3 separate regions of the Homo sapiens genome follow, and all the other regions are linked to region 1. A link is an interaction called in ENCODE POLR2A ChIA-PET data of the cell type or tissue named here. Cell type or tissue: GM12878. All regions are shown on one strand.

Region 1 (2,500 bases):
TTGCTCTTGTGGAGTGATTCAGAGGAAAGGTATCAAGCCTGTTAGAAACTTTGTTTTGTTTGTTTAGCTGTTGTTTTCTTTTTTCTTTCTTTCTTACAAACTGAAGTAAAGTATTGCCTATTGTTAGGCTTACTACCCACCCTAGGTTATTGGAAATTAAAACTCATTTTCATTTTCCTCAAAAAGTATTCATTGTCTTTAAAAAAATACTATCCATGGAAAGAATTGTCAGGGAATTGAAGCCTGGCATGGTTGCTTAATAGTTCAATACATTGTGTAAGGATATTTAAAATAATTACATATTTTTCCCAGCTGCTTGGAGGCATATGCGAATGCCATGTACTACTTTGTTCAGAAAGTGATTTTCTTTTAAAGTGATGAAAATTTTCTTTCAAATGAGTACAAACAACATGATATTTATTTCATTTTAAATTCTTCTGAAAATAATCTCTGGTAAATTATAAAATTAATCTTGGGGCCTCATTTTAGTTTCTTCTTTTTATCTTAAAAAGGTATTGAATATTAGATTATTTGGTTTCACTTTCTGCTTCCATTAAATTAGAAGGAGGCTGCTTTGCCATTTCAACTGTATAAGAAAATGACTAACCCCATTTATTTCTTTAAGGATTACTCTTACCTTAAATTTGTTCACAAAATGTTAAAATAAAATTACACTATTGTAAAGCTGCTCCCTTCTGACCAGGGTAAATTTAGGGTTCTAAATTTAGTGATATTTTGAAAGCAGAGGCTATGTTTCCCTTAAAAAGACGTTGATACTACTACAAAAATTAAATGAATAATGTGTGTTCTTTTTAAGAATCTTATTTATTCTACATAGTAGACTTACAAGTCAAGCACTAGTTTGATATAAGATAAATTTGTTTAATCAATCACTGTGACTACTGTAAAATCAGCATCCCTTTAGTATGTTGGTGTAAGTGTAATATCTAAGTGTAATTTTTAGGTGACACACTAGTATAGCTGAGATGGCAATAGAGCATTTGAATTTATTTTGGAAAAAAGAAATAATAAATTAGATAAGATCTTACTAAATTTTAGATTAATTATCCCTCAAACAATCTACCCTATGTGTATTTACGTGTAGGAATATGCATATCTGTGAATAATAGCAGACAGCAGAGAGAGGGAATGAAAAAATTGAGAAGTATCTCTTAGAGCCATTGGAGAATTTCTCCTAAGTGTTAAAAAGCCATTTAAAACAGTATTGAGAACTCGATGCTGCCAGGTTCAAAGTGTTCAGTTTCAAAACCCTCAAAAAGACAAATATTAACTCTTTGTCTTAGGATACTAGTCCACATTTTTTTTTACCAGTAAGAGTAATCTTGTTGCTGGAATTATTTAAGCTACATATTTCTTTAGCACGGCAAAATGAAAGTGAATCCTAGGCACCTGTGTGTGGGAAAGTAGTCTACAGCAAAGCCCAGAGGAGCTGGGTGAAACACCAACCCAAAGAGATAGCGACCAGGGGCAAGCTAGACACAGGGGTTTGCCAACTTGAAATATGGGTTCTCTCAAACTTTGTGTTTGCCTTATGGCCTGGGGCTTTTATTCAGTATAACATTCAAATTCCTAGAAAAACAGCTCACTCCAGTTCTGCACCTCAGTCCTGTGGGGGTTAAAAAAAAAAAGATGAATGTAGCTATGAACTCTGTTCATCTTCAACCTAATGGACTCACCCTCCCTCCCCCATCTCTCTTTCCCTCCTCCTCATAACACCCTTTGTCCACTTTTATGAATTAAAACATGCACACACACTTGCACACACAGGGAATCCTGCCCATTAATTAAAGGACTTGTCAGCCCCAATCCTAGATTCTTACAGTGCAGGAAATGTCTCTCCTTTTAAGTGCAAAACCATAACATTACCATTTCCCCAAGTGCTCTCTGTTTTAGGCTGCTTTCCTAATTAGAGGGATGATAACAGCCCTGCTGATTGGCATTATAAAAGCACTAGTTTGGCTTCATCTGTCCCAGGTGTGCTGTGTAATTTTTTTCTTCTCACCGTTTCAGAGCACTACCTCTCTCCTTCATTGTTCCTTAAAGTTTTCATCTGAGGAATTAATACAGATAAAAAGACATTAGAAAGGAAGCACCACTGCCAAAGCTCATCACTGAAACCTTTTATCAAAAGTACAAACTATACAAGTTAGAGGATTTTTTTTTTACCCTTTTGTTTCTGAGGGTTAAGGGGGTGGGGTGGGGGTGGTAGTGTGGAGAGGAAAGGAGAAGAGAGGCTGGGGGAGAAAACACAGCTCTGTCAATGGACTGAATGCACCATTAAAACTGGCGTCACTACAAAGGTTAGAGCAGATCTAACTGTCAATACAGTGAGTAGAGTGGAGTCCGGTAAGGGGGAGCTTTGGTGAGAGATACTTTGATATTTTGGAATGTTAGAAGGGTGAATGTGAAAAATTGGAGGTTGGGGATCTAATTACCCAACCATAATTGGGGGCTAGGGAATAAGTTGCAGTCCTCTCAA
Region 2 (2,500 bases), 59 kb before region 1:
TCTTTTCTGTCTGAGAAAACTCTTTCATATATAAATAATATCTCAATTATCAAGGTTATGATGAATTATATTGTAAAGGGTAACATTATCCATGTCTGCTGAAGATTAACTAAATTAAATGAGCAAAAAGATTAGATATAAAGAAGGATATTAAGAGATTATGGAATTGCTTCCCTCAAAATCTTTAAAAACAGTCCAGATACCCATCTGCCTACAATAGTTTAGGTAAAGTTTGCCTGAAGCCAGCAGGATGAAGCAGAAAGATAACCTCTAGAGGTTTTCTGCAACCATATTTTTTTTTCTCAAATTTCACTCTTTTGCCCTCTAAATGTACTGGCATCTTTTCAGTTTTTCTATGAAGATTCTGGGTAGCATAGATTTTTTTTCTTAATGTTAACACAGTGTCACTCCAGTGTTTAAGTTATGTTTTTCAATGAGAAAGAAAAGTAGTCCAAAGAGAAATATTACCAAAGTTCAGACTTTGTGTAAAACAATTAAGTACACTCAATGCAGGTGAACATTATTAAAAGTCAAGACTGCCAAGTTAAACTTTTTAAAACCCTACTGCATTCTTCATTGCTATAGCCTCACTGCCAAATATTCAAATGATACAGTATTTCAAGAAATTTTCTTAAATTTACATATAAATTTTAAAAACATAGATTAAATAAACTGAGATGTAGTTAATTAACACTAATGCTTAACTTAATCCTATAAAGGGGGTTAAAATATCTGCCTTATCAGAAAGAAAATACAAACGTATTGGGTAGTCCTAAGTAATAATAGAATTTAATCAGGGCAGCCTTATAAACCCTTTCCATTTGGGTACTTCCAAAAGTCTGAAATATGGAGGAGGGATTGCTATACACCCAGAAACCAGGAAATGAATGGCGCTCCATGAATTAGGGCAGGCAAGACCATCAGCAACAACTGTGGCTGCACTGAAATGACAGCTCAATCATGGCCTACTCCTTTCATAATTGTTTTTGTGCTGATTGATTATACAGAATCACAGAAACTTGGTTTGAATACGTGCTGATTATTTATGTAAGAAGTTGATCAGTAGTTCAGTATATAACAGAATCTTAAAAGATAGAGTTTCTTTCTAAAAAACACCTTTTCAAATTTGGCCAATCCCTTTTTCCCATTAGTCATTCATTCACAGAAATTTTGATCCTAAATTACCTGTGGTACTGATAATACTTTTAACTGGGTCATATCTCTAAAATTGTGACATTTTACAAATATTCTGATAGTTTTATTAGCTTCACAGGTAGGAGGAGAAACCTCTTGCTCCGTAACATATGTAGTAATGGCTTACGTAATGAATTATTGCACAAGATATTAACAATGGCATTTTACATGGAATGGTTTGCTAGCTATTTAGGATATAATTGCAAATGTTGTTTAGGACTGAGGTTTTCTGTAGTGAAATTTGTTTATTCAGTGAAAAATTGATCAGCAGAGATTGCAAGACAGCACAAGTCAACTACTTAGCAGATATTACAATGAAGACCCATCAAAGCACATGGGTAGTTTAATACATTTCTGCCAGCAAAAACACTGTGAAGTATGTGTGACTAAGAGTGGTAAATCACTTGAATATCATATGTGGTTAACATTATTCAGTGAAAGGGCATGAGAGAAGACAGCATTCCACTGAAAAATATGTGACAAACTTTTAATAATTCAAATGCCCTAAAAAGAATTTGCTAGCTTTGTGACAGACACCTAGGAAAATGGTGGCTTGTGAAAAATGTATAGGAATCACAACCTCCAAAAGGCATGATATTGTTTAAAGCTGTTACAATTTTCACATATTTTTTAATTCATTCATCAGAAGAAGAAAATATTTGTATTTCACAAAATAAATATATATGGTGGAGAATAGAATCAAGACATTGTCATTTTATAATTAGAAGTAATATGTAATAGAAGATGTATTGTATGTTCCTACTAGATTATTTGTAATAGTCATTAAAAGTAAAACAGAATATTTTGGTTTCATATAAGTGCCCAAACTGGAGTTTACTGATAAAGTAAATGACTACAAATGGATATTTCTTTAATTGAAATGGTTATAAAAATTTATTTTTTAAGCTCCAATTTCAAGAAGACAAATATCATAATGTGGATGACTATATTTCATTTTTAAAAAGACAAATGAAAGTGATGCCTACAGTAGTTTATATACAGCTGCAGAAATGGCTTACAAAGCTAGAGCCACTCACTGCTTTGTTTCTCTTTCAATTATGCTATGATCATTGAACGAGAAGAAACATTTGTCACATCTCTGATCTGATCCAAGAAAAGACCAGTTATCCTTAAGTTGTATACTTTTTTCATAAGGTATTGAATCTATTTATATGACACATTGTAGCTGCCTTACTGTTTCCACATAATGCACACATCACTTTCTACAAAGAATTCAATAAATTAACAATATTTCTGGCCACTATTCAGAGGAAAAAGAAAACCTCAAGCATACTGTATAAATCAC
Region 3 (2,500 bases), 220 kb before region 1:
CATAGCACCACAGTGGCAAATGGAAGGCCATGGTTCTTGGAAAAAAAATAATAAAAAGAAAGGGCCACAAGGTCAAAAGATATTTTTCTGGAGAATCTTGCAATATACCAAGTGATGCCTTGGGAAAAAAAGCAAAGCTGTTTAAAAAGACAGCAGCTGCTATAATGCTGCTTCATTACAGACCCAGTGGAGCAGAAGCAATGCATCCATTTTGCCTTTTTCTTCATTGATGATATCAATGGAGCATTAATGGAATTCTTATAGTCTACTGGTACAGTATAAATTTAGCCTGACTAAATCTTATATTGTCTATATTATAATACTTTTTTATACTAGAGAAGAGCCTCACTAGTTTCCTTTTTATATAAAAAAAGTCACAATTAGGATATATTTTCAGATCCACAATAAATAAGTCATTGATACAATTTTTTTAAAAAATGTATTTTACCATTAGGAGAATAGGTAGAATTTCAGTCTAAATTAAAACCCTTATTAACAAGCTTGTTTCACAGAAATGTCACACAGCCTTTCTCCAGTTAACAAAGTCAAAGTGCTTTTATTGTTGTTTATTGATTTCACTTATTTAATTCTCCTTTAACAGAAAAAGGTTAGTTTCTCTTTGTTCTTTTATTTTGTTAACAAAATAGGTTGTGCTTTCGAAACCAACAAATTATGCAAATTACTTAGCATTTATCTTGATTTTTAAAAAATCGTGTCCAAACTATGATCTTAGGGTTGTCCATTTATATAAGAATTTTAGGGCTAGACAGGAACCCAGATGTTTCAAGTGGATTTGCAAATGGCAAAGTGCTGCTTGTTGGATCTGCCTGTAAATCTATTTGCAAATGCAAATCCTCTTTCCAAACAGATCAGAGTTTTTTTAGGTCCAACAAAAATCCTTGAGCAAAGCAAAAATGCTGATGGAATGTACATGTGTCACTTCTGTGGATTTCTATCCAAATGCTTTTGCATCTTCCTAGTGTACTTTCTAGGATGGTAGCATAAAAGAGAATGCAATGACACTTATTTTCAGGGGATTCTGAATGCATCCTACTGCTATTTAAGGGACAGCAGAAGCTGTGGTTAATCCAAACATCTCCCTTTTTTCTGCATGAAGTGACTCAGAGCACTCCCTACTTCCGTTGTGTCCCCTTGATGCATTGATACAGCTTGAAAGGTAGTTTCCATTTGTCTACAGCTACTGAGACTCTCTCATAGTTTCCATTTGTCAGCAGCTACTGAGACTCTCCCTTTTGCATGCCTTATCTTCTCTGTTCATGACTCTCTAAAAGATCCATGTCCCCAGGATCTAGACCATAAGTGCAGCTTTCCACTGATGCCTGTATGTTAAGGTCAGTAAATCATTCTGAGTTTTACTCTCCCTTGCCCCCAATAATAATAATAGCAAACACTTTTATAGTACTGATCATGTGTATTAACTCATTTAATCTTCAGCACTACTCCATCACATGCACATGGGTCTCCTTCTCCATGTCCTGTGCTCCTCTAATATAAAAGGTTAATGGTGGGAATAAAAGGCATGGATAGCTTTTTTTGCTCTCAAATATGTCATCTTCTCTCCTTACATTTTACCGCTGCCCTTAATCAAGGCTGCACTGTTGCCATAGCCTCCTACCCGTTACCTGCCACATTGCAGACTTGCCCTCTTTGAAGTCCATTCCTCTGAGCTTTTGCTAAAATGACTACTCTGAACTGTAGACCTAACCTTGTCATTATTCTGCTTTAATGTTACTCTACCACCTACAGAATAAAGGCCATGATCCTTAGGATGGAATATAAAGCCTGTTATGCCCTGACCACATCTACTTATCTAGTTTCTTTTCTCACTACTTTCTTCTTATCCCCGAGTGACTTTTGAATTCAATCCCTTGTACACAATATTATTTCCATGCCTTTTTAAACATGTTAATATAAGTTACATGGACTTGGCTGAAATGTCTTTCATCTCCCTACCATCCATTGGCCCATTCTCCATGCCCCCAACACACACATGCATGTGCACAGACACACACATAAACACACATACACACACACATACAGACAACACACACACACACACACACACACACACACACACACACATACTCTGATACCAGGCTAGCATGTGCTCACCCTTTAAGAGCCCAGATAATGGTCATATCATCTACTGTCTTCCCCAGGGCTGTCCCCAGCCCCAGATTACAGTAAGTGGTTGATATGGTTTTGGTTCCCACCCAAATCTCATCTCAAATCCCCACTTGTTAAGGGCAGGACCTGGTGGAAGGTGATTGGATCATGGGGGCGGTTTTCCCCATGCTGTTCTCATGATAGTGAGTGAGTTCTCACAAGATCTAACGGTTTTATAAGGGCTCTTACCCCTTTGCTCATTCACTCTTCTCTCTCTTGCCACCATGTGAAGAAGCTTTCTTTCTGCTTGGTCTTCCGCCATGATTATAAGTTTCCTGAGGCCTCCCCAGCAATGCAGAACTGTAAGTCAATG

What was found. Peaks named below come from ENCODE experiments on the same cell type or tissue, not always from the same donor. Only the 100,000 strongest peaks of a DNase experiment are listed, where the experiment ranks them.
Region 2: POLR2A ChIA-PET joins it to region 1 with 6 read pairs; 3 of 35 experiments call an interaction of 5 or more read pairs at or near these places.
Region 3: POLR2A ChIA-PET joins it to region 1 with 8 read pairs; 1 of 35 experiments calls an interaction of 5 or more read pairs at or near these places.

Annotation. Positions count from the first base shown.
Region 1 is chr12:16,610,356-16,612,855 of GRCh38, reverse strand. No RefSeq gene overlaps it. Among named protein-coding and RNA genes, the nearest start is that of LMO3, 5.4 kb to the right of the region's middle. RefSeq lists an enhancer at 2,372-2,500. In GM12878, no CTCF peak of the experiment used is centred here; a DNase peak (open chromatin) is centred at 1,439.
Region 2 is chr12:16,669,682-16,672,181 of GRCh38, reverse strand. No RefSeq gene overlaps it. Among named protein-coding and RNA genes, the nearest start is that of LMO3, 65 kb to the right of the region's middle. In GM12878, no CTCF peak of the experiment used is centred here; no DNase peak of the experiment used is centred here.
Region 3 is chr12:16,832,227-16,834,726 of GRCh38, reverse strand. All of the region lies in intron 5 of LOC105369677 (a long non-coding RNA gene), which reads left to right. Among named protein-coding and RNA genes, the nearest start is that of LMO3, 230 kb to the right of the region's middle. In GM12878, no CTCF peak of the experiment used is centred here; a DNase peak (open chromatin) is centred at 1,156.